Regions from separate parts of the Homo sapiens genome. Here region 1 is linked to region 2. Evidence: chromatin loops called from intact Hi-C (ENCODE). Cell type or tissue: prostate gland. All regions are shown on one strand. Links, peaks and the distances in the headings refer to the core of each region. The heading gives the core; the rest is flanking DNA. Region 1 overlaps BRSK2 (BR serine/threonine kinase 2). Region 2 overlaps TSPAN4 (tetraspanin 4).

Evidence for each region. A loop is a pair of places that touch in the nucleus more often than their neighbours do. Peaks named below come from ENCODE experiments on the same cell type or tissue, not always from the same donor. Only the 100,000 strongest peaks of a DNase experiment are listed, where the experiment ranks them.
Region 1: it touches region 2 in a loop (2.5-fold over the local background); 2 of 110 quality-filtered maps call a loop at or near these places.

The regions. Positions count from the first base shown.
Region 1 is chr11:1,451,796-1,467,640 of GRCh38, forward strand. It overlaps BRSK2 (BR serine/threonine kinase 2), which reads left to right. Exons shown (of 20, transcript NM_001256627.2): 16 at 2,690-2,813; 17 at 4,553-4,733; 18 at 4,803-4,892; 19 at 7,397-7,444; 20 at 8,705-10,894. The coding sequence ends at 8,928. Among named protein-coding and RNA genes, the nearest start is that of MOB2, 27 kb to the right of the region's middle. RefSeq lists enhancers at 1,224-1,933, 6,185-6,747. In prostate gland, for the core only: a CTCF peak has its summit at 6,765 (motif pointing right); DNase peaks (open chromatin) are centred at 7,246, 8,836 and 9,319; H3K4me3 peaks cover 746 bases; H3K27ac peaks cover 2,855 bases.
Region 2 is chr11:846,702-855,238 of GRCh38, forward strand. TSPAN4 (tetraspanin 4) reads left to right here. Exons shown (of 9, transcript NM_003271.5): 2 at 500-599; 3 at 3,587-3,666. The coding sequence starts at 3,604. Among named protein-coding and RNA genes, the nearest start is that of TSPAN4, 8.1 kb to the left of the region's middle. RefSeq lists silencers at 1,756-1,885, 2,662-2,721 and an enhancer at 7,806-8,319. In prostate gland, for the core only: a CTCF peak has its summit at 1,751; no DNase peak of the experiment used is centred there; H3K4me3 peaks cover 1,457 bases.

The DNA of each region.
Region 1 (15,845 bases), core at 5,447-9,446, 610 kb after region 2:
TGGTGGGAACACGTGTGCAGGGGCGGAGCGGAGCAGCCAAGCCGAGGTCTGGCCCCGCCGCCTTTCTGAGCCGTGAGAGGTGCCACTGCAGAGACTCTACAGCGCCCAGGTGCTGAGATGCCCTGGGGGCCGCTGTGACTGGTGTCTGGACAAAGATGTCCCCAGAGAGACCCCTTCCCAGCGCCCAGGCCCTCTCCCTCCTCTCCACGATGGCCTCAGTCACTGGGCAGTGTCTCGGAGACCAGGCGACTGGCGGTGTACACATATGAGCCTGCAGCGTGACCCCAGGCCAGGCAGCGGCAGAGAGCGGCGGTCAGGCTGGAGTCACTTCACAGGAGACCCCGGGAAATGAAGATGTGGCCAGCTGTGGACTGAGTAAGACGAGAACCTTCGTCCTGCTGCTGGCTTTAAACCAGGGGCCCCTGTGGAAACTGCTCAGTGCTAAGCCCCAGGAGCAGCATCTGCAGCCTGTGCCAGGATTCCACCCAGTGGCCTTTCTGCGCCGATCAGGTGGCCCTTCCAGCTGGGTGCCCAGGTCGGAGGTGTGTAGGTATTGTCGCAAGCCCAGATGCACAGGGCTCAGCAGACTTGGGAACCTTCCGCCTAGGCCCTGACATTGCCGTTTCTGCTGCTACCAAAAGCTTTCATGAACAGACTCATAATTATCTTCCTCAGAGAAGGTGGAAAACATCAAAGCCGAGAAGGTGGCTTTGATGCCACTGTGGCTGCCTGCGCTTCTCCCCTCCCCCATCTTGAGATGGCCTGGAGGCCCTGACCCCTCTCAAGGGTCCGGCACGGATGCCTCCCACAGCCCCACCCAAGGGCCCGGCACAGACACCCCTTCCCAAGGGTCCAGCACAGATGCCTCCTACAGCTCCACCCAAGGGCCCGGCACAGATGCCTGCGACAGCCGTTCCCGAGGGTCCAGCACAGACACCTCCCACAGCCCCACCCAAGGGCCCGGCACAGATGCCTGTGACAGCCCTTATTGAGGGTCCTGCACAGACGCCTTGGACGAGGGTCCAGCACGGATGCCTCCCACAGTCCCTCTTTGGCGACAACTCGCTTGCTGGGGACCTGAGATAACCCCCAGCCCCAGCTGCTGCCAGCCCCATGTCAACCAGGCACCCCAGAGGAACAGCACCAAGGGAGGCAGCTGGCTTCAGGAAGGGATGCATGCGGTTGTCTGGGACACTCAGGGCTGATGTCCTTGAGTCTGAAGTGCTAGCTGGAAGCCCAGGCAGTTTCCAGGTTGCAGCCTCGAGGGGCGTTCTTTCCCCAGGAAGACCGAACCTGGCGGATGCACCCACCCTGTGAGGAAGGGTCCCCCGCCAGACTCAACAGGCGACTGATTTAAGTTCGTCTCATCTAAAAATAGCTTCATAGCAACACCCAGACTAGTGTCCGGCCAGGCTGTGCACTGCCCACCACGTGGGTGCTGGAGTCACAGTGCAGGCCCCTCACCCCTCGTCGGCCTGGCCTCCCTGGGCCGTCAGGCATCTTTCACACATGGGACTATTTTTGCCAAATGCTGCACCCCTGGGCCGCAAAGCAGAGAGTCACGTTTGTACCATCTGTCCTGTCTCTTCATCGGGCAGAACATCGACCATGTAGAAACTCACCTGTGCTTCCAGAACTGCCAGGCTGCTTTGTGCACTTCCTGGCTCCAGGCCCTGGCATGGGGCTGGGGTAAGGTCAGGGCCAGTGGTGGCCCTCGGAGTTTTGAACCCAGAACAGACAGCCGCCGAGACCGGCAGGACACTGAGGAGGCGTCGAGGGGCTGAGTGAGGGTTGGACCTGGTCCCCGTGCTTGTCCGGCAGGACTCCCAGGCCGCACAGTGGCCGAGGAGGCAGCTCCAGGAATGGGCAAGGGAAAGGGGAGTTGTGAGGCCGCTGGGAGGGGCCTCAGAATCAGTCGGGAGAGGGCACCACTGAGCCCCAGCCCTGCTGGCCCCTCCTCCCGGTCCCTGCCTCTGCCTCTCAGCACACCTGGTTCCACCTCCAGGCAGCAACGGCAGGGGACGCCAGCAGAGCGTGCCACCTCTGAACAGCCACCCAGGCGCGCTCTGCCTGAGTCTCGGGCTGTGCTAGAGGCGCCTCTGGCCATGGTCCTCTCACGGCTGGGCTTCCTGGCCCCCGCGCTGGTGGGTGGGGTTCGGGTGCTCTTGAGCTGGAGAGCAGAGGGCCTCTGCATGTTGGGGTGAGCCTGCCAGCAAGACAGGAGTAGCCTTCTGTGGCCTCAGAAGCGCCTCCCCACTCTCCTGTTGGAAGCGAGTTGCAGGCCCCGCCTGCTCCTGGGGGTGGGGGGCACAGCTGACTTCAGGAGCCCAGCTTGAGCCACCTCTCACAGCGGCCTTGGTGAGGGGGGGCTCACCTGTGGGGGGCTCACCTGTGGAGGGGCATCCCCAGACTTGGGAGTGGGTGGCATATGGGCCAGGGTCAGGGCGTTAGGGCTTGGAGAAAGGTTAGGGTTGGGGTTGGGGTTAGAGCCACGGTGATGGTCAGGGCATATGGGCTAGGGTTAGGGCGTTGGGGTCAGGGCCATGGGTTCTGGCTAGCACTGTGGAGACAGCCGTTTCTATCACGAAGCGATGGAAGATTCCGCCGTTCCAACCCCAGATTCGAGGGAGGCAGGGGTGTGGACGGTGCCACACCTCAATCCTCACAGCCTCTGTCTCCCACTGCCCAGGCTGGCGAAGAAGTCCTGGTTTGGGAACTTCATCAGCCTGGAGAAGGAGGAGCAGATCTTCGTGGTCATCAAAGACAAACCTCTGAGCTCCATCAAGGCTGACATCGTGCACGCCTTCCTGTCGGTGAGGCCACAGGGCGCTGGGGGAGGCGGGCAGCCCTCCCAACCCCACACGGCCCAGCCCCGAGAATCCAGCCTCCTCACGTAGACAGGACATGTCCACGCGCACAGCACGGACGTCCGCTCACCCGTGGGCCTGCCTGGCCGCCTTCACTGGACAGGCGCTCTCTCCTGCCCACCCTCGTGAGGGAGGGGTCACTGCCCATCTGGGGTGCTTGGCCTGCGGAGGGAGTCAGGGCTTTGCTCACTGGTCCCCAGCAGCCCTAGGTGTGTGCCGGACAGGCCTGGGCAGCTGGCACGTGGGGCAGAAGGAAGGCTCCAGCTGGGTGGGTCTCAGAGGGGGACATTTCCATCAGACTCGGGGAGAAGCCCTTGTGAGGCCATGGCCCTAGGGACCGGTGGGGCTCTGCTGGCCCTCAGTGGACAGCCCCAGCCCTCAGGTGTCTCAGTTTCCCTGGTCTCACCCTGCCCTCGGAGGCCGGGTGGCTCTCCACAGAGTGGTCGCGCTCGGGGTCTTGGGTGGGCTTCATTTGTCTTTGCTGGGCATCTTTGGGTTAGGAGGAGCAGAAAGGCCCTAAAAGCCTCAAATGGAGAAAGTTTATTGCCAGGACTCCAGCACCCAGTCCCATCAGGACGCCCCTTCCTTGCCGGCCCTGCCCCACCCTGTGCTGCACCCAGCGCCCAGGCATCACAGGGGCTGCCCCCCACCCGCCTCCCCCACCGCCCCCAGCCTGCCTCCCCAGGGCTGCTGTCCTGCCCTGTGCTCACCACTGCCCGGGCGCCCTCCCTGGCCCCAGGGTCTTGGCAAGATCAGGCCGTGGTTCGCTTCGGCAGCCTCTCTAGCTAGGGACTGGCCCCCACCCCACCATATGCTCTGCCCCCGGGCACTCAGGCCACTGCTGCCCTGGCTGCAGCTGAGCTTCCCTTACGCTGTGGGGACAGCTTGGAGCCCCTGCAGAAGGCTCCAGGGCCAGGAGAGCCCAGCGCTGGGCAGGGCAGGCCTCAGACTGCACTTGGACCCTGGCCTCAGGGGTCCTCAGCGTCCCCGTCCCCGTCCCCACAGGCTGCTCACTTCCTCGGCCTCCTCCCTCACCACATCCCTTCATGCTGCCCCTGGTTGCCACGGCTAACCTCAGACTCAGCCCCTCCCCATGCCGGCCCCAGTGAGGCGGCTGTGTGCCAGCCTGGGCCCTGTGCGCTGGGTGGCCCTGAGTTCTGCTTCCTGCAGCTGCCCCCTCGGTACTGTGAAGCCCACCCAGCCAGTGCCCAGCACCATAGGTCCCGCAACCAGTGGGAGTCCCAGGAAGCCCCAGCAGGAGGGCACAGCCCCAGCCCCGCCCTTGCACCTCCCTCTCAGTGGCAGCTCCCAGACCCCCCACCTCCCACTCAGCTCCACCCTGGACCCCCACCTCAGGCTGCAGGGGTCACCTTCCACCTCCATCTTTGCCCTTAAGGCTCCTCTGTAAGGTCCTGGTCATCCTGTGCTGTGGCTGCCTGAGAAAAGCCCGGCAGGGGCTTAGCTGTGCCCGCTAAGTGGACCAAAGCTTTGGAGGGTGGGGGCTGGAAACGCCCCTCCCCCTGCTCCAGCCGTCTCCAACCGCACTGTGCCCCTCACGGAAGCAGAGGTGCCTGGGTGCTCACAATGTGTGCACGGTGGGGCTGGCTCGCCCCAGGGCTGCCTCCCCAGAGGGCCAGGGTGGGACCTGCCAGGCCAGCCACGCTCACGCTGCTCTCTCTCCACAGATTCCCAGTCTCAGCCACAGCGTCATCTCCCAAACGAGCTTCCGGGCCGAGTACAAGGCCACGGGGGGGCCAGCCGTGTTCCAGAAGCCGGTCAAGTTCCAGGTTGATATCACCTACACGGAGGGTGGGGAGGCGCAGAAGGAGAACGGCATCTACTCCGTCACCTTCACCCTGCTCTCAGGTGAGCTGGCGCCCCCAGGGCGGCTCCGGGCCCAGGCCCGTCCAGGGCATAACCCCCTGTCTCCCCTAGGCCCCAGCCGTCGCTTCAAGAGGGTGGTGGAGACCATCCAGGCCCAGCTGCTGAGCACACACGACCCGCCTGCGGCCCAGCACTTGTCAGGTGAGGCGGGCTCAGCTCCGGCCAACCTGCGGCCTGCGAGTGGGGCGTGGCCAGCTGGTGCTGCGCGGACGGGAGGCGTGAGGACCCGGGCGCAGCCTCCTGGCCCCTCTTGACGGACGCCCCCACCTCCCTGCCCCGAGCTGTGGCTGCACCCCTCAGGGAGCAGAGCCCCTCCCTGGCCTGGCGGGACCACCCGCCTCGCCTCTGCACGCCAGGGACATAGGGCGCAGCCGCACCACACTGAAAGGCGCCTCTTGTCCACCGTAGAACCCCCCCCACCAGCGCCAGGACTAAGCTGGGGTGCTGGGCTTAAGGGCCAGAAGGTGGCCACCAGCTACGAGAGTAGCCTCTGACGCTGGCAGGTAAGGCGCCCGGCCTGTGCTGGGGCGGGGAGGGGCTGCGGGCAGGTCCTCGGCGGAGCCAGGCTGGCCCTGAGCAGGGCCCTCCATGCCCACCCACAGGTCTCGGCCCTGGACAGGCCAAGCATGCCCCGGGCGGCCCATCTGCTAGGGCAGCCTGCACAGGACCTGGGAGAGCAGTGACAAGGCCCTGCCCTCGGGACTCCCCGCCATGGCACCCTAGGAGGGCCGCGGGCTGCCTGACGGGCTGTGACTTCTCATCTCTCCATACTTCCTGACAGCCCAGGGTCATGCCTCCAGCAGGGCAGAGGGGCTTGAGCCCAGCCAGAGCGGGGGCTTCACCACAGCCTGATGGGCTCACACAGGGGAGGGTTGCCCCAGCCTGGAACCACCAGGGTCTAGGACCCGAGGGTCCGTGCCACTCGGCATACGGCAGGGAGGGCTCCCCCCACTCCCCTGGGCCCATGTGTGGTGGGGGCAGGGCGGAGCACTGGGCACATGCATGGGCCTGGTCTGTCAGCAAGGGGGTGTGGGTGTGCCTCTGAACGCTGGTACGGCGTGGGGGCGCTGGGCGTCGTGGGGGAGCACCCGGCTGGACCCTGGGGGTCCCCTCTCCCAGCCTGCATCTCAGCAGCTCCGTGGCATGCTAGGGTCACCTCCTGTGTTTCCATGTGGGGTCCTGGAAGCCAAAGAGGGCCCCACTGCCCCTCCCCATGACATCCTCATTCCATCATCATGCCATCACCTGTGGGAGCCCCCCCAGAGTGTGCTTCACCTTGCTGCGGGCTGGGGGCTGAGGTCCCCAACAGCCCTGGCCCTAACCGAAGCCCCAGTGGGTGGAGGAGTAGCCCCCTTCTCCTGATTTTGGGAGCCAGGCTGGCACAGCGGGTAAGGAGGAGCAGGGTTCCAGGTGCTCGGCCCCGCAGGTACACGTGGCGCTTCCCTACAGCGGAGGCCATGCCGTCGGCCGGCAGCAGCCTCTGGCTCTCTGAGCCTTGAAAGCCTTCATCTTAGGAAGGGAAACCGAGGCCAGGGAACGACAGGGCAGCCACCTAGGCCAGGGATGGACAGGGCTTGTCTGGTAGGGCAAGCAGAAACGGGCCCCGGGGTACTGCCCAGGGTGTCCCCGCACCTGAGCAGCCATCTGGGTGCCTCAGTCGAGCGCTCCTGCGTGGGCTGTAGGCAAAGCTCCCCCAGCCTGGCCCCTTAAAGTGTGGTACCGCCTGTCAGCACGCAGCACTCCCCTGGAGCCAACTCCAAGCCCCTCTCCATTCCTGCCCCGGACCCTGACCTCAGTGGAGCCCACTGCAGAGGCTCTTGGGGGTCTATTCTGGGCCCCATCTATCTCCCTGTGGACTTGGGGAGCCCAGCCTATCCCCGTGATCTCGCTACGCCCAGCCCTTCCCAGCCCTGCCCCCCTCCCACACTGGATGCTTTTGTCCAGTGAGCCCAGCTCCAAGGATGTGTGGAAGGTGGCTAGCCAGCAGGGGGCCTCCTCAGACACTGCCCACCCCCCCAGAGACTGCGGCCGAGGGAGGGGAGGCTGAGAGCCCCCAGTGAGCAGGCACAGGCAGACCAGGGCGTGTGTCCACCCTGTGCAGGCGCCAGTGAGGGCCTTGAGGGAGTAGCCCCTCCCAGGGCCTTGCTCCCACCCCAGTCCTGGACTGGCAGCACCAACATCCCCAGGCCCAGCAGTAGGGAAGAGGGCCGAGGAAGAGGGTGCCTGCCTTGAGTTGAAGGGCAGCCGGAAGCCACAGGGCCCTGGAGCTGCTGAGTGGCACAGTGAGGATGCAGGCCACGGCCAGGGCAGAGTTGTCAGCCCAGGGGAGGGGCTAGGCCCACCCAGGGCACCGGCCATATCCAGGCTCAGGCTCAGGCTGCTGGAGGTCCGGCTGCTGCCCAGGTGGCTCCGCCTTGTTCCCTGCCTCCGCAGCCCCGCCTCACTCCAGGCCCTGCCCCTGCACTGCCCCTTATAAGCCCCGCCCCCTCTGGCTCTGGCCCCCCCAGTATTCCCCACCCATGCCTCTGGGGCCCTACCCACTCCTGGCTCCACCCCCTCCCCATCGAGGCTGTGGGCGTCCAGCCAGAAGGCCCAGGACAGCCTTTCACTCACTCCCTCCCTCCTCTCTCCATTCTGTACTCCAGACACCACTAACTGTATGGAAATGATGACGGGGCGGCTTTCCAAATGTGGTAAGAATCCCCCACGCTCACCTGGCACCTCCACCTGCCACTTCACCGCTCACCCTCAGCCCGCTGTGGCCGCCACCTGCCGCCCGGGTTGTCCCGGCCTCCCTGTGTAGATGTAGGCACCCAGCAGCCCAGATGTCCCCGGCCCCATCCTCTACCAGGAGCAGCCCAGGTCGCTCCCCTACCACAGCAAGCCCAGGCGGGGTTCCTGGCCAGACTCACCTCTGCCAGGCCCTAGGATCAGGGCAGGCCCAAGAAGGGGCTCCCAAGGCCTGAAGCCAGTGAGGGTCCCGCTGGTCCCACTGGTGCAGGCTGTGGCCTAGGGGAGGGGCCGGTGCCCATCCCTCTGTCCACTGGAGGCTGTGCCTGGCAGGGAGCGGAGGGGCCCACAGCTCAGGGCTCAGGTGGGGGTTAGGCTTAGGAAGTGGGATTGAGGGGCCTCCATCGACACACCTGGGCAGTGAGCACAGGGCCCCAAGAAGGGTGGGCTCCCCATTTCCGCCCCTCTTCTCAGGACTGCCCCCATCCCAGGGACCCGGGACATGACTCTAGCTGCTTGCCCCCAGCCCCCCAGCCTGCCTCCCACATCCACCCCTCCATGCTTGTCCACCCATCTGTTCATCTGTCTGTCTGCTGCTAAACTGTGTCCAAGCTGGCCAGGGGTCGGGCTTCAGGCCTCTCTGGGGAGGTGTGGTGGGCACACCCTCTCCCTGTCATCCACTGGGCCTCATGCAGTGGGGCCAGCAGCTGCCCCCAGGGTCCTGCGAGGCTTCAGAGCTCCCAGCAGGCCCTTGTCTTTACGCTGTCATCTCCGGCGTTGGGGTGGGTCGGCCCTCACGGCTGCAAGGTGGGGAGGGAAGGGGGGTGGGGCAGGGCCTTCCGGGCCAGGCCTTGGTGGGGAGGGAGGGGTCTCACCACCTGCCCCGAGCCTCGCTTCGCCAAAGGAGCACTGGGTCCTGCGCAACAGCTCGGAGGCGCTGGGGTCCTAAGTTCCTGGCCCCACGGCGCACAGCTTCCCCACCGCACAGCCCCCAGCGTACAGGGCCCCTGCCGGCCGCCGCCTGCCCACCCTGCTTGCCGCCCACCGGTCCCCGCTCGGCCCCATCTCAGCCTCATCTCTGGGTTCTTTCCCTCGTCGAGGCCTCTTCGTTCATTTGTTTGTTTGTTCTCTTTCTCTCTCCTTCCCTCCCCTCCTCTTTCTCTCCCCCTTTTTTTTCTTTTTTCCTTTTTTTTTTTTTTTTTGTCTCTGTTCTGTGTACCCAGGCAGCCCATTGAGTAACTTCTTTGACGTAATTAAACAACTTTTTTCAGACGAGAAGAACGGGCAGGCGGCCCAGGCCCCCAGCACGCCCGCCAAGCGGAGTGCCCACGGCCCACTCGGTGACTCCGCGGCCGCTGGCCCTGGCCCCGGAGGGGACGCCGAGTACCCAACGGGCAAGGACACGGCCAAGATGGGCCCGCCCACCGCCCGCCGCGAGCAGCCTTAGACACACTAGCCCCCCCCCCCAGCACAGCACTGACAGCGGCTGCCTCGCCGCCCGCCGCCCGCCCTGCCCCGAGTGGACCCGCGGCCGCGCCGCCCGTCCGTCCAGACTGTTCTCAGAGCCTGGGAGGAAAGGAAAGGGGCGTTGGGGCCGGCCTGTGGGCTGCGCCACCCGCGCCCGCTCTCTTTTCTCTCTGTCTCTGCCTCTGCCTGTCTCTGACAGCATCGCTTGTTTCCACTCTGATACCAGGAATTATCCCGAAAAGTTAACATGTCACCTCCACGAGGCCATCCTCTGTGACCGAAGGCAGCTGCTGCGGACCCGCCCTCCCTCCGCTCCTGCTGTTGCTGCCGGGCAGTGAGGCCCAGCCCAGCGCCCCGTCCACCCCGCGGCAGCTCCTCGCCTCAGCTCCGCACGGCCCGTGGGAGGAAGGCCAGGCTCGGGGGAGCCTCCTCCAGCCCGGCCGACCCGGACTCCCGGTCACCTGACCCCTCAGCAAGAACAGCCTGCCTGGTGGCCTTCTGGGGCCAGGACCCCTGGTGGGCAACGTAGCCACAGGAACAGGCCCCGTCCACCGCCTCCACGCCGCACCTGGAGGCCTCCTCGCAGGCCCGTGCCCCGCCTCCCTGGCTGCGCCGCCTCCGTGTAGTCTTGGCCTCCTCAGGCTGCCTCCCGTCCTCTCGTCTCACCCGCGCCTCCCTTGCCTCATCTGGGGCGGCTGTGGGCTCTGGCGCTCCTCTCTGGCTGAGGTGGAAACAGAGACACCCTGCGGCACCAGAGCCTTCCCAGCAGGCCAGGCCGCTGGGCTGGGATCAGTGTTATTTATTTGCCGTTTTAATTTATGGATTCTCCGCACCTCTGTTCAGGGAAGGGCGGCGGCCACATCCCCTGCCGTCTGCGTGTCTCAGGCAGTGGGGGGGCTGGGGCCAGGGCGCCCTCTGAGGACAGAGCTGGTGGGGCGCGGGGGGGCTGGCGAGCTACTGTAAACTTTAAAGAATTCCTGCAAGATATTTTTATAAACTTTTTTTTCTTGGTGGTTTTTGGAAAAGGGTGTGGGGGTGGGGGCGCCGCTGGGGCAGGGCCAGGTTTTGTGTTTTAGTCCCTTGCTCCTGCTTCTTTCTACACACACATCTAAAGACGGTGCGGCTCGCTCTGTCATGGGTTCCGTCTCTCTGTGGAGAAGCAGCTCCACCTCTGGGGGGGCTCGGGGCAGAGGGGCGGTGTCTTGTAGCGGGCGGCAGCGCCAGCGCCCCTCTGTCAGGCTGGGGCAATCTTGGTTTTGTGTCCAAAGGTGAAGGGGTAGGAGGAGGGCCCTCAGCTGGCCCTCCCCACACACAGGACGGCAGGGGCACTGTGAGGCTTTTCTTATTAAAATGAAAAAATTGAAAAAAAAGGACAAAGAGTCGGTGGCGCTCCTCTGCAGGGCGTTCTGTGCAGAGCGAGGCCCAGGGCGCAGCCCTCAGAGGGCTGCAGGCCCACCCTGCCCAGTGCCCGCCGCCGTGCTTCACCCCAGCTCCAGCTTCTGTGTTCCCTTCCGCCCATGTGCCCAGCCCTCCCAGGCGGGCACAGCCCGGGTGCGGCGGCCGTGGGGGACGGCGGGTCTGATGCATGCCTCTGCCATGGAGTCGTCTGTCTGCTTCGGTGCCTGCCCCTGCCTCCCACCCACCTCGTGTATAGATTTTAACGCTTCTGTTAACATTAGACCTCTGCCACAGGCTGGGATTTCTATACATAAGAACAAAAGCAAACACCTAGGACAGCAAACGCCAGGCGGTACAGGCGGGAAGGGGCTCTCCACGGAGATCGAGGACACGAAGCAAACTGCCTCTTGCTTGCCTTCCCCTTTTGTGCTTCGGACACACGCGGACTCCAGCAGGCGCCACGGAAATGGGCAAGCCCCTGCAGTGTACCCCTGTCATAACTGTGAGCAGCTGCAGCTCCGGAACAATAAATCCCTTCCGCAAAGACAGCGACGCAGGTCTTCATCTGGGCAGGGCGGGCGCGCAGGGCTCTGTGACAGCCCGGGACAGCTTCTTGTTCCCCACTTGCAGCCCCTGGGCTGCGCCAGTGTGAATGCAGCTACCCTCTGCCCAGCTGAAGAGGGTGAGATTCCGGGCGGCCAAGGTCAGAGGTCACTTCCGATGTGTGGGGCCATCCCCCGAGGCTGCCCCAGCCTGAGGCGGGCTCCCGTTGAGGGCCAGGGCCTGGGCGGAGCTCTCTTTGCACGGCACCTCTGCCACCCCACAAGGCCTGCACGGCCACCCAGGGCCTGGGCCTTTTCCTGGAGAATGAGCCTTCTTCCCACTCCTTACTTGGGAAGGGTCCGGATAGGGTGCCATGACCCAGCCTTGGGAGTGAGGGGCCCAGGCTGAGCACAGCCCCTGGAGCTAGAGCGGGGATGGTCCCAGCCATACCTGCCACAGAGGGCAGCCAGGGCCGTGGGCTCCACTGGCACGACGCCCTGGCCCAGCTGCCCCTCTGCCGCCGCAGCAGAAGGGCAAGTCCAGGCCCATGCTGTGTGAGGCCAGTGGCCGGGAGTCCACCGCGGCCTGGAGGAGGCCAGCAGCAGGCCTCAGCAGGGTCCACGCAGAGACTGCGGCGTCCACAGAGCTGCCCTGGGAGGCCCACGCACACTTCCCTCCCACGTGAAGGACTCAGATGCGCCGGACTGCACCCAGCTGTCTATCATTGGAGCAGGTGCTAAGCACATGGCTGAGGGGGGAGATGATGATGGGGTGGGGGCCACATCCCTGGTCTCAGCCCAACAGAAGCTAGTAGCTGTCCCACCTCCATTGTGACAAAACGTCCCCAGACATTGCCATGAGTCTCCTGGTAGGGGACAGAATCACCCCCAGGTGAGAGCCACTGCCCTGAACTTCAAGCTGTGCCTGTACCCATCTCTCTGGAGGGAGCCAGGGGGTCACCATGTTAGTCAGGCTTAGTTAGCTCAGGGCTCCGCTCAGAGCCCAGGACACAGAGGGAAGCTGAGCCGTCCTCTGTTTGACCCTGGACTGCCAAGTGGCTGAGCTCACAGGAGGTTGGTACCCTGAAGAGAAGGCACTTGGGAGGGGCCCAGGGAATCAGGATCCATTCCAATCCCTGGATTACAGTTTCCCAGTTCATTTTACCTTAAGAAACAGGCTGAGGAAAGGAATTTGGCTGCTACGGTTCAGTGAGGCACAGGACAGTCTGTGGGGTCGCAGGCTACTGGCCCTGGACCGGAAGCCTTCCTGACCTGTGGTCCTGCACCTGCTTCTCTGAGAGCGGCTGACACACGCACTCCTGGCCCTCCTCTAAACATTCACGGTGAGAAGTCAGCCTTCTCAGGCCCATGACTGGAGGCCCAAAAGGAAACAGTGTGTCAAGAGTCCTGCCAGCTCCCCACTGCTCAGGAAGGGGCTGTGTCCTGCAGTCCCACTTCTGACACCAAGCTCTCTTGGTTGTAAGTAACAGAACCCAAAGCGAGCTAAGCCAGAATCTGCTGGTTTATATAAAAAATGAAAACAAATATGGCAGGACTTCTGATGTGGCAGACACTAGTCTCACTTTACACCAGTCGGTCCTCACATCATTTCTATGAAGAAATTAAAATGGAGATTGAAAAAGGATGTGGTGGCCGGTCTGCCCACCTAGAGGATGGCTTCACAGTCCTGGTCCTCAGTTCCCAGGTGGCTAATCCGACGGACACATCTGGGCTCAGAGCCTGCCACGGCCTGGCCTGAGAGCTAGGGCCCTGGTGAACGAGCCGACTGGTGAGCCCACCCATGGGATGGCAGGTGGGTGGCGGGGGACGACAGTCTGACCCACCTCCTGTACAGGATGCAGGTGGGAGGTGGGTGCTCCAGGGAGGGGCCCTGCACACAGCAGTCCAGGCCTAGGTCTGCTCCATGGGGAGCCTGCCCTGGGCTTTTCCGTCAGCTGAAGGCAGAGGCACAGAGCCCCAGCCTCCTAAGCTATAAGATGGAACAATTCCTGGTGTCACAAAGCCTCAGAGCTTGCAGGAGGCTGATGCCCGCATGCCAGCTTCAAGGTGGGGCGTTCCAGCTGCCCTGCTCCCATCCCGCCAGGGAGCTCACCACAGGTGGACTGGCCCTGCCTCCCCGTCCTGCCTGCCTCCTGCCCTCCAGTGGTGTGGTGCCCAGGCCCTCTGCCCTAAGTCCAGTGCCTCCCCACTCACTCCAGTGACTTCTCCCCATCCCACCCCAACTCCCTACCACCAACCCAAGTCTCTTGGTGTGATCTGGCAAGGGGTCGGGGTCAGCAGAGAGCCAGAGAGGAGGAGGCCAGCAACAGGAGGGAGAACCAGTGGCGACTTTCCAGGCAGCGGGGCCTGCTGGAGAGCGGGCAGGGCTGACAGACGTGCAGGGAACACTACCCGGGGAGCCACGTTCGTGCCAGCCAGACTGGCACAGTCTACACTGTGGGTCTCATGCCGGGGAGTTGGGCCCTCTTGTGCACCTGCCCCCAGGACCCTGTAAGAACGCCTTGGCCTGCTTGGTAGATGCATTGTCTCCTGTGGTTTCCTATCACCGCCATAGTTACCGCAAAGTAAGAAGCTTAAAACACCAATACCTCACAGTCCCAGAGTCAAGGACTGGGCAGGTCTCACTCAAGGGGTGCCCTGGTCTAGAATCAAGGTGTGCTCCTCCTGGAGGCTCCAGGGGAGGACCTGTGGCCGCCTGCATCCCGTGGCCTGGGGTCTCCACCTTCGCAGCCAGGAGCGTGGGTGGAGCCTCCTCACAGCTGTGTCCTGCGCATCCCAACCTGCGTCCAGCTTCCACGATGAAGGCCTCGTGCTCTCACTGGGCCCAGACCATCTCTGCCTCTCAAGGTCAGCTGATTGCCTTAATCCCATCGCTGCTTTCATTCCCCTTTGCTGCTGGGTGGCACGTTCACTTCCATGGGACTAGATGTGGACATCACCAGTGGTAAGGGATGTCTCAGGCCGAACGCAGTACCCTCCCACTCCCGCTGCTTCACACCCATCCCACGTGCAAATGCATCCCTCCCCTCACGGCCCCAACAGTCTCCACCAAACACAGCACCCAGTCCAGTCCCAAACCTCACGTACAGCTCATCAGCTCACAAGTCGCAAGTCGCACCCTCTAAGCTACCCCGATCAGGTATGGGTGACACTCTGGGCATTCCACCCTGGGGCAGTTTCCTCTCCATCTGTGGACCCCGAAAGCTAGAAAACCAGTTACCTGCTCCCAAAATACGACCAGAGAACAGACGCGGAATGCCAGTCACAGACACTCCTGTTTTCAAGGAAAGTTTGGCTGGGTGTGACGGTCCAGCACTTTGGGAGGCTGAGACAGAAAGGATCACCTGAGTCCAGGGGTTCAAGACCAGCCTGGGTAGTGAAACTTCAACTCTACAAAATATTTCAAAATCAGCCGGGCGTGGTGGCTCGCACCTGTGGTGCTGGCTACTCAGGAGTCTGAAGGGGGAGGACCCCTTGAGCCCGGAAGTCTGAGGCTGCAGTGAGCTAGGATTACCCAGCACTCCAGTTTGGGTGACGGTGAAACCCAGTCATTTATATGTGCATACACACACACACACACGTGACACACAGAGAAAGCTGCAAGGTGCTTGTGTCGCTGCTCCCAAGAAATCCAAAATCCAGCTGGGTACACTTCCTCCGTCCCAGCAAGGCCTGGGAACTCCTTCTGTGGGTCCCAACTCTGCCTCTGTGCTGACACCTCCACCCTCAGGGCCATGCTCTCTATTTATGAAACGTAGCAAGTGTTTGCAGCTGAACAGTTTAGTCTGCTTCCTGCCTGCTGATTTTTGGGGCTCAAGAGCCTTTCATCACATCCCCTCTGCCTCAGTCCAAGCCAGCTGAGTTTCTGATGGTTTAAGAGCCTCTCGTGGTTCCCACAGGGCTTCACCGGATCCGTAAGACCCAAGGCTCGTCCACAGACCCAAGGCTCGTCCACAGACCTCCCACAGCGGTCCCTGCTTTGAGCATCTGCTTGGGTGACCCGGGGCATCCACCAGCCACAGGCTCGCCCTCCTCCAGGAGCTCTTGGTGTGGCCGTTACTCTGAGCACACATTCCTGACAGTGAATCTCCTGACATCAGCATCTTCAGCTGAGAATTCCCGATGGCAGGGTGCTCACCCCTCTGCTAATGTCCTTCTCTCACTTAGTGGCCAACCTGAGCAGCGCAAGGGGCCCAGGCTGACCACCCTCGAGTGCTGCCCGCACGTGGCAACGGGACAGAGTGCAGCTGCACCTCTGCCCCCATGGACGGGGCTCTCCCTGGCTCCCGTTCTTTCCTTTCCCTCTGAGCTCCCACCTGCACCTTTAACCCCACATGTCCGAGGACGGGCGGGTCAGAGGGGCTCTGACTCTTCTCAGAGCCCAGGCTGGTTCCTCCGAGCCCCTCGAGCCCCGCTCGCCTCCATCCTTCTACCACCTGTTTAACAACATCACGGGCTTTTTCTATCACCCTCAAAATTCTTTCAGCCCAATTCCAAAGCCACTTCCACCTTTCTAGGTATTTGCTACAGCAGTGCCTCATGCCTAGAACCAAAATCTGCCTTCATCTCCTGTTGCTGCAGTTGCCATGAACTTCGTGGCTGGAGGCAAAATGAACTTACCTCAAACGGACCTCACCGGGCTAGTCTGCAGGGCCAGTTCTTTCTGGGTGCCTTCCTTTCCCAGCTTCTAGGAGCTGCCTGCACTGCTGACTCAGGCCCTTCCCACGCCGCGCTGTCTTCCTCCGCTGCCTCCCTGCTCAGTGCCCTTGGCTCTCCTGACAACACTGGGCCCATCCAGATAACCTCCCCTTCCTCAGGTCAGTGACCGGGAACCTGATTCCATCTGCAGCTTCCATCCTGCTGTGCTATCTAAGGAGACAGTCTCTTAGGATTAGGACACGGATCTCTTTTGGAGACCATCATTCTGCCTTTCAGA
Region 2 (8,537 bases), core at 1-4,000:
CTGAGCCTGGGTGTCTGCTCAGAGCCCAAGGCAGGGTGGGGTAGGGGTGCTTGTGCCTGGTAGGAAGCAGACAGCAGGCTGGTCCAGGGGTCCAGGACCCCAGGGAGGAGGCACTGCTGCGTGTCTGTGTGGGTGCAAGCATGTGTCTTGGCCTGTGTCTCTGCATGTCCGTGCTGTGAGTACGTCTTTGAACATGTGTTCTCTGCACACCGTGTCTCTGTGAGTGTGAGTCTGTGTCCCTGCCTGGCTGTCTCAGAGCCCTGAAGGAGCAGAATTTGGTGACTCAGTCATTGATTCAGAGCTTTCCTGGTTGGGGCTACTCCTCAGTGGTCTTCTTCTCCGAGTCTGGTGGTGTATCCCCTGCCCACCCCGACTGCCCCTCTGCCCTGTAGGGACCTGGCCCCAGGTGGGGGTTCCCTGCCCTTCTCTGGGAGCATCTCTGGCTGTACAGCTGAGGGTGGAAGCCAGGGCTCCACTCTGCCCATCTTTCCTTTTGCAGAGCTTGGGGCTTCCTTGGTCGCACCCACCACCTGCCTGCCCACTGGTCAGCCTTCAGGGACCCTGAGCACCGCCTGGTCTCTTTCCTGTGGCCAGCCCAGGTATGTCAGGGCCCGGCTGGGCTGGATGGTTGTGGTGGGCAGCAGTGGGCTTGCCTCTGGGTCTCACTTTGCCAGCCCAGGGGCCTTGCCAGCGGACACTTTGACACCACACCTGAGTATCTAATTGGAGCTCCCGTGGGGAGGGGCTGGACTTTGGAGACAGGGTCCCAGAACACCCCGACTGGGGTGTTGAAGGACCCTCCCCGACTGAGCTCTGACACTGTGCCTTGCCCGGGCCCCTGACTGCGTCTGGGCAACCCAGTGTGAATCTTGAACTTGGCAACAGAAGCAAGCCCAGCTCCCCGCCCCCACCCCCCCCCAACCCCGCTCCTCCTGACCCTCGGTGGCCTTGTGAGGTTTTTGATTTCTTCTTGAATAGGCTTCATCTGCTCACCTGGGCGATGTGTGCAGAGCTTTGTAGATGGGAAAGGGGGTGGGAGGGGTCTTAGGGGACACTGGGACTGCATCCTGGGCGCTGGGCTCAGTGCAGGCACCCAGACCAGCTCTCCCTTCGCCCTCCCACCCGCCTGGGACCCTCGAGCCTTGCCTGCCACTTCCCCTTCCACCCCCAGCCACAGAGGGACGCAGGGGAGATGGGGCAGGGGTGCCACTGGCTAGCCTGGCGGCGGATGCTCTCCTTGGGGTGGCTCGGGTGGTGTTTTTGACTGCAGGTGGGGTCTGGCTTCTCCCAGTCAGCCTGGGGTCCTCCCGGGTCCCCGTGGCACCTGCCCTTGCCTGGCCCACGAGTAGGTGCTCTGAGCGCTGCCCAGGTCACATGTGAGCTCCCTGGAGGCGCTGCACACGGCTGAGTGTCTGCCCTCAGGTTGCACCTGCGTGGCCAGGGGAAGGGGGCCGGGCGCCATCTGCTCTCTGGGCAGAGCTGCGGGTGAGGGTTTCTGTCAGGGTTGGGGTCCCAGGGCTCCTGGGGTCTCTGCTGGGCCCCGATGCGTGGCCGCCGTTCTGACCCATTCCTGGGGCCCAGACCCACCAAAGAACCCCCAGGGGAAGGACAGGGTAGGGGCCATGGGAAGCCCCAGGATGGCCTTGTGGGCCTTCAGGGGACCTCCAGGCCAGCCTCCTGTTCTCTGGGGGCCCCCTGTCCCCTTCCCCCAGCGAGGACCTGGGCATGGGGTGCTGCCCTGGGGCTTGGGCTGCAGTTCTCTACAGAGCCCTTGGGGGGCAGCAGAGGCTTGGGGCACCCAGCCCAGGTCGTCAGGGGTGGGCAGAGCTGCGGGACCTCCCTGGGCACCCGGGGCTTCCACGGCAGCCCTCCCCAGACCTGCCACCTCCCACATCAGTCACTCCAGGAGGACCCAGGCCTCCAGAGCTGGTCAGCCCTGCCATGGAGCACCCCCTTCCCCTCCCTTAGCTTCCTCTCCCTCCTCTTCCTCCTGCCCTTCCTCATTCCCCACCTCTGGGCTTCAGGTCATCTGCCAGGAATCTGGGCCACGTGCTGATATCTTCCCAACACCGCAGGGCCCTTGTGCCCTGTGGTGGGGCTGGGGCTTCAGAGGCGTGGGGTAGGCTGCAGGGCACAGCTGGGGGCCTCTGTCCCCATCTCCGGCTGTGGGAGGTGTGTGCGCATCCGGCGTGATGACACCCAGGAGTGCAGGCACATCTGCGCACGGGGCCGGTATGTCTGTACCTGTCAAGGGGTGGGGTGGGGTCTTTTACAGGCTGACTTCCAGCCTGGGCTGGAGCAAAATGAAATTCTGGGCCCCTTGTTTAAAAATTACCAAGAATTTCAAGACGGGAACAGCAGAGCATCAAGCCAGCTGGGGTGGGTGCGCGCGACTGCCCTTGAAGCCGGCCCCGCTCCCGCATTGGGGACAGCACGGGGCGGAGGCCGAGCCGGGCCCACCTGGAGCGCTCTGGGTCTGTCCTGGGGCTGCCAGCCTCCTGCGGGGCTGCCTGGTGGAGGGGGGGTGGGTATCTCAGGAATCACACCTGCGCTTTTCTGTGTTCTGGAACCTCCCATATAGTCAAAGACTCAACGACACCTGCTCCATGCAGTGCAGGCTGACCCAGCCCCCCACCCGCCGCCGGCACTCAGGGCTTCCCCAAGGGCGCCCGGGGCGGAGCCGCTTCAAGTTGCCACCAGACAGCAACGGGGTCACCCTCCATTTGCGTAGTGCTTTGAGTATCGTTCTCGTGGTTGGAGGTCTCCAAGCCCGGCCCGGGGCCAGAGTCCGGGCGAGGTACCGTGGGGGGAAGGGCTGGGGGTGTCGGTCGCGGGCTAAGAGCTGCCCAGGTTTCATCCCCAGGCCCCGGCCCCGGCCTCCAGTCCCCTCAGGCGCCCTTCGCGAGCATCTTCCTCCCGCGCGCGAAGGTGGGGGGGCTGGGGCGCCGGCGCGGGCGAAGGGGCCGGGGTCGCGGCTGGTGCGTTGCCGGGGGCTGCGATTGGTCCGCCCAGGCGGAGCGCTGGGGTTTGCCGGGCGGTGCGGCGAGGAGGGGAGGGGTCCGCGCGGGGGCGGAGCCGCCGGGGATTGGCCGGGAGGGCGCGGGGCGGGGCGCGCGGGGTCGGGGGCGCGGGGGCCGCAGCGCGCGGGCCGGGCAGATGTTTGGGTTCCGCCGCCGGGGTCCGAGCGGATCCGCGCGACCCGCTGCCACCGCGGGGGCCAGAGCGGGAGCAGGAGCGGGGCCGGAGCAGGCGCCGGCCGGCGGGATGGGGCGTTCCGGGGCGGCGGGTGCGGGGCGCTGAGCGGCGGCCCCGGCACACCCGGGCGCGATGCGCCGCTCCAGCACGGACGAGTCCACGTACCGGCGCAGCCCCTCTCCGGAGGGCAAGGAGCCGGACTTCGCGCGCGGCGGCCCCTTCCGGCGCTACAGCAGCCTATACGGGCGCGCGGGCGGCGGGGACGCCGGGGGCTCCTTCTTCGGCCTGCACGCGAACCCCGGCCCCAAGGCGGCCCAGGCGCGCTACACGTCGCCCAAGGGCAACAAGTACGTGGTTTTCTACCTGGACCTCTCCTTCATCTTCCTCCTAGAACTGAAGCGCTGCGGCATGGCGCGCGCCTGCCTCCAGGCCGTCAAGTACCTCATGTTCGCCTTCAACCTGCTCTTCTGGGTGAGTCCGGGGGCCGGGGTGGGGGCCCGGGAAAGACCCGGGGTCCCTCCCGCGGCGGGTCGCGGGGTCTGGGGAGTCGGAGTCGCTGCCCCGGCCAGGCGTTGGGTGCGGTTGTGGGGATGGTCCCGGGAGGACCCAAGACCGCTGCTCCGGCTAGGAGCCTGGACTGGGCGGGTGGGGAAGGTTTGCACCATCGCGGGGTCCGCCCCCTGCACTCAGAGCGGCTGCCCCACGCCCTGGTCCCCTCTCCTCTCCTCTCCTCTCCTCACTTGATGAGACGGGACACGTTGCACACGTGCGCGCCGGACAGGGCCACCCGGGCACTGCGCCTCTCCTAGGGTCGGGGTTCGAGTCCGGGTCGTGGCCAGTTTTGCGCGGGGCCCCGGTGCCTCCTCTGCGCCCGCTCCCTCCTCGGTGCAGCCGTTATCCTTGCCTCGGCCCCGCCCCTCCAGGCAGGCGACCTGTCGGGCCCAGGGACTCACTTCCGAGGGTTTGAGCCGGCTGCCGCCAAGGTCCCCCAGTCGCCGGGAGGCGCTGCGGAAGGGAATCCTGGACACTGAGCAGGGCCGTGGGCCATCAGTGTTCGCGGGAGACACTGGCTTTCCCGCGCCTCCGGCAGCAGAGGCTTCCCTAACTTTTGCGGAGGTGGGGTCAGGTGTGCTCAGACCTGCAGTGGTGTCCGGGGGGGCCCTGTGTGCTGGATGGAGCAGAGCTGAGGTAGAGGGCGGACAGGGTTCCACCCCACCCCAGCCCCATGTCAGCAAGAGGTGGGGCAGGATTCCCACCTGGCCAGGTTGGAGCAAGCCTCATGGAGCCGCGACCCTGTCCTGTCCCTGGCTCCTGTGGAGGGCAGCTGCAGTTGGGGGTGGCCGAGGATGACCTGGACCGGGCCTGGGGCTTTGCTGGCTGGGCTGGGGGAGGTGAAGTGATACCAAGGTCATTCTGTGCCCTATTCTTAATTCCTGAACCAGCTCCTGCAGCTGGGAGTCGGGGGTGTGGCCTCAGCTCCTGCCTAGGCTCTGGGCTTCAGAAGGAGGCTGTCCATCTGCATAAGGTCCAGCTGGGCCAAGTGCCCAGAAGCCTGGGTCTGCCTTCCCACCTCTCCCCTCCTGAGCCCAGGCTCCTTCTCTAGCCAGCTTGGGGTGGAGGCAGGGGGGTCCCTGGGAGGGACAGCCAGCCTGGGTTGCCTGCTGAGTGTGACCCAAGGAGGCTCTTGGCCCAGACATCCACCTCCAGAAGGGGTCACCCAAGGGTTTGTTTTCTGCAAGAGGCTCTGGAGGGGTGAGGCCCAGGCCTGAGGGGCGCCTTGGAGGTAGGGGTGGTGGGAGGTGTGGGTGTGGTCTGGAGCTGGTGGGTGTGGGGGGTGGGCTGCAGGTGGCTGAGTGACCAGAGTGTTTCTGTGACGGGGGGACGGGGCAGAATGACTGAAGGGCAGTGGGTGTGGGGGCCCGGCAGGCAGGCAGGCAGGTCCTGGGAGGGGAAGCCCTCTCTCCTCTCCACCCTCCTCCTGTCCTCCGTGGCCTGGACACCTGCCTTCAGGGAGAAAGAAGAGGGTCCTTTCCCAGGGGGGGTCTCTCTGCTCTGAGAGCAGCCCGCCCTCATGGAGGACCCCCAGGTGGACCTCTCTTTGCTCTGTGAACCCCAGAGAAGCCTCCATTCCTACCGCATGGCAGACACACTCCCCCATCCTCAACCTGGGAAAGAACACACAAGGAACCCCCTTGGGACCCTATTCTGGGCTGGAAAATGCAATTCTCTCTTTTTTATCTTTGTTTTTTGAGATAGAGTCTTGCTCTGTCGCCTGGAGTGCAGTGGCGTGATCTTGGCTCACTGCAACCTTCCATCTCTGGGGTTCAAGCGATTCTCATGCCTCAGCTTCCCGAATTGCTGGGATTACAGGCGCGCATCACCACGCCTGTCTAATTTTTGTATTTTTAGTAGAGACAGGGTTTCACCATGTTGGTCAGGTTGGTCTCGAACTCCTGACCTCGTGATCCGCCTGCCTCGACCTCCCAAAGTGCTGGGATTACAGGCGGCCCCAATTATTTTTTATTAATCAATCACCACCTTCCCGCCAGTCCAGCAAACTGGAGCCCCGCTGGCTTCATACACCAGCCTTGGCCCCCCCCAACCCTGGGCTGGTGCCCAGTGGGGGTCTAAGGGTGGGGGCGGGGCAGGGGAAATAAGAATGAGTGGGGGTTTTGCCAGGAGAGTCTGTCCCGGGCTGATGTCCACGCCTGCTGTGCCCTGAGTCACTGTGAGCTAAGCCCTCTCCTCCTGGCGTGAGGCTATTTCAGGAGTCAGGCCTAGCGCTCCCCTTCCCCAGGGCTCCTTTCCTTTTGGGGGTGCCAGCCCCCTGTTGTCGGGGCTTTTGCCGCCCACTCCATTTCCTACTCGTTGGGAGACCAGGGGATACAACCTGGCCTCCTCCTCCTCCTCCTCCGTCTTCTCAGGGGCGAAGTTCAGGGGTTAAGGTGGTGGGAGGGACGTCCCCCCGGCGGGACCTCAAGATCCCCGCGTGTGTCTGTCCTGACCCCCCGCTGCCGGAGTCCTGCTGGGCCTGTGGGGAGGGCATGGGGGAGCCCCAGTGGGCAGCCAGTGACCAGAGCCGTGGGCAGTGGTGGGAGCCGGGGTGGGGTGAGGAAAGTTGTGTGTGACTGGGGGGCTGTGCCCGTCCTGGGTGTGGCTGTGGGTGTGGGGGCAGGGGCTGAGCCCTGTAAGTGGTACAGGTGCGGCCAGGGCACTGGGAGGGGTTGGGGGGCTGGGAGTGGGGTCCCATGCCTGGCTCGTGTGCGGTGGTCAGGGTGCAGCTTCCCTCTGCCCCCAGCTTGCCTGGCTGCCCCTTAGCTTTGCTCTCCTGTGCCCTTAACCCCAGCCTGGCACCCCTCTCTCCCACCTTTGCCTCCATGTTCTCCTCAAAGCCCCCCTTCTTCCAAATGCAGACCCTCCAAGGCCCTCACAGTACTCCTGGCTTCCAAGGTCTCTTTGGGTCCAGGCCTGAGCCCCCCTCCACACCCATGGTCAGGCTAGGGCCCCTGGTCACTGACGGCCTGGGGCAGCCTGGGGGCCTACCTGGGAGGGGAAGGGAGGGGCTCGCTCCAGAAGGCTGATTGACGTATTTCTTTACAGCGTTGGTTCGGATTTCCCAGGCAGGCATCTTTGCTGGGGTCTGGGAGGGTGGGGCTGCTGGCAAGAGTCTGTGCTCAGAGCCTCCAGCTTTGGGTGGAGTGGGGAGGGTTCCTGGGGCAGCCAGGGTGGGGAGGTAGGATGTGTCCTGGCCTGGTGGTGGGGGACCCGGTGGGGCCTTCAGAGTTCAGAGCACTGGTGCCAACTCCTAACCCCATGGACATCTGGGGACATGCTACCTGCCTTCAGCAAATAGAGGCCCTCACCCGGTGATGGCAGCTCCGCTGGGGCACAGCCACTGAGCCTTCCTTTGAGCCCTCCCTGCAGAGGTTGGGGAGTGGGAAGCAGGCTGCCTGTGGTGGGGCCGGGGTGTCTCCTGGGAGCCTCATTCCGGGGGAGGCTGGGTGCAGGGCCCGTGAGCCTGAGCGAGGTGTCCTGGTCCAAGGCAGGTGCCGACACAGACACAGGTTAGCAATGGTGAGGGCGTGGGGGGCTCTGCTGCCCTGGGACCCCCACCTTCAGGCCTCTGTGCTGCCTGGTCAGCTCAGCTGCTGCCAGCGACACTCTTCCCCTAATGGAAGTGGAGGTCCCGGGGCGGAGGGGAGAGGACGGGGCCTGCTCTTCCCGCCTGTCAGGGATGGAGGCAGCCGAGCTATTTAGCAAGGTGCCACCACGAAGGGCTGTCCTCCCGCCCTCCTGGCCTCGGCTCCTTCCAGACGCTGCTCCCCAGGGTGGGTGCTGCTCCCCTTTCTCTTCACCCGCAGCACCAGGAGCTTGGTGGAAGCTCCGGCCGTCTCCGCACTGTATGGTTAGGGCCTGGCTGGGGGACCGGGTGGGGGTTGGAGTCCCACCTGCCAGTGCGGGACGCCGGGCAGGTTCTGCCCTCCTTGAGGCCTCATTTTCCCATCTGCACCATGTGGGGCGGTAGAGGGTGAGGTCCCCATATACTGGCCTGGCTCGGGGGTTGAATGGAAATGTGGGAGGCCTCTCAGTTCCCCACCACCTGCGCTGATCCCCGGGGAGACCCCCCAGGTGGGCAGTGTGAGTCTCGGAGCCAGGTGGTCCAGGGCCCCAGCCTGGAGGGGCACGGGGGCTGTCCTGGCTCTGCGCTGCCTGGGCTGTCAACCCTGGAGGTGTGGGGGCCCCTCAGCCTCACTGCCCACTCTCTGTTGTTCCAAAGGAAAGTCCTGGCTGCGCTTGAGGCCTCTGCTCTAAGATCAGCAGTGAGCCTGGTGGAGGGGGTGCAGTGGGGGCCAGCCTTGGCTTCCCCTCCCCTGGGATGAGCTGAGACGATGTCTGGCAGATGGCATGGCCGGCCTGCCTGGCGCTGGCCTCTGGGCAGCACAGTGTCCCCAAGGGTGGCAGAGGGCTCTGCCTTCAGCTCCCAGGCCTCTCTTTGAGGAGTTTAACATCCCAGGCCAGCCTTTGGATCAATTGTTCGGAAACAATCCGTTTCTGAACAAAGGCCCTGACGCTGGCAACCACAGCGTGTCTGAGCCTTGGGGAGTGTGTGGCTCCCTGTGGGTGGGGAGCAGCAGCGGTCGGTCGGGGGACACTGCCTACCCAGCTGTGGGCTCCAGGCAGCTCTGGTGCTGTTGGGGGTAGGTCAGACTTGTCCACCCAGTGACACAGGCCTGGCTCCACGGGGCCTCTGCAGGTTCCAGGTCCCAGCTGGCGGCAGGGCAGGCAGGCCGGGCCTCTGTGTGGAGAGGGCTGTCTCTGGGGGCAGAGATGTGGCATTGGCA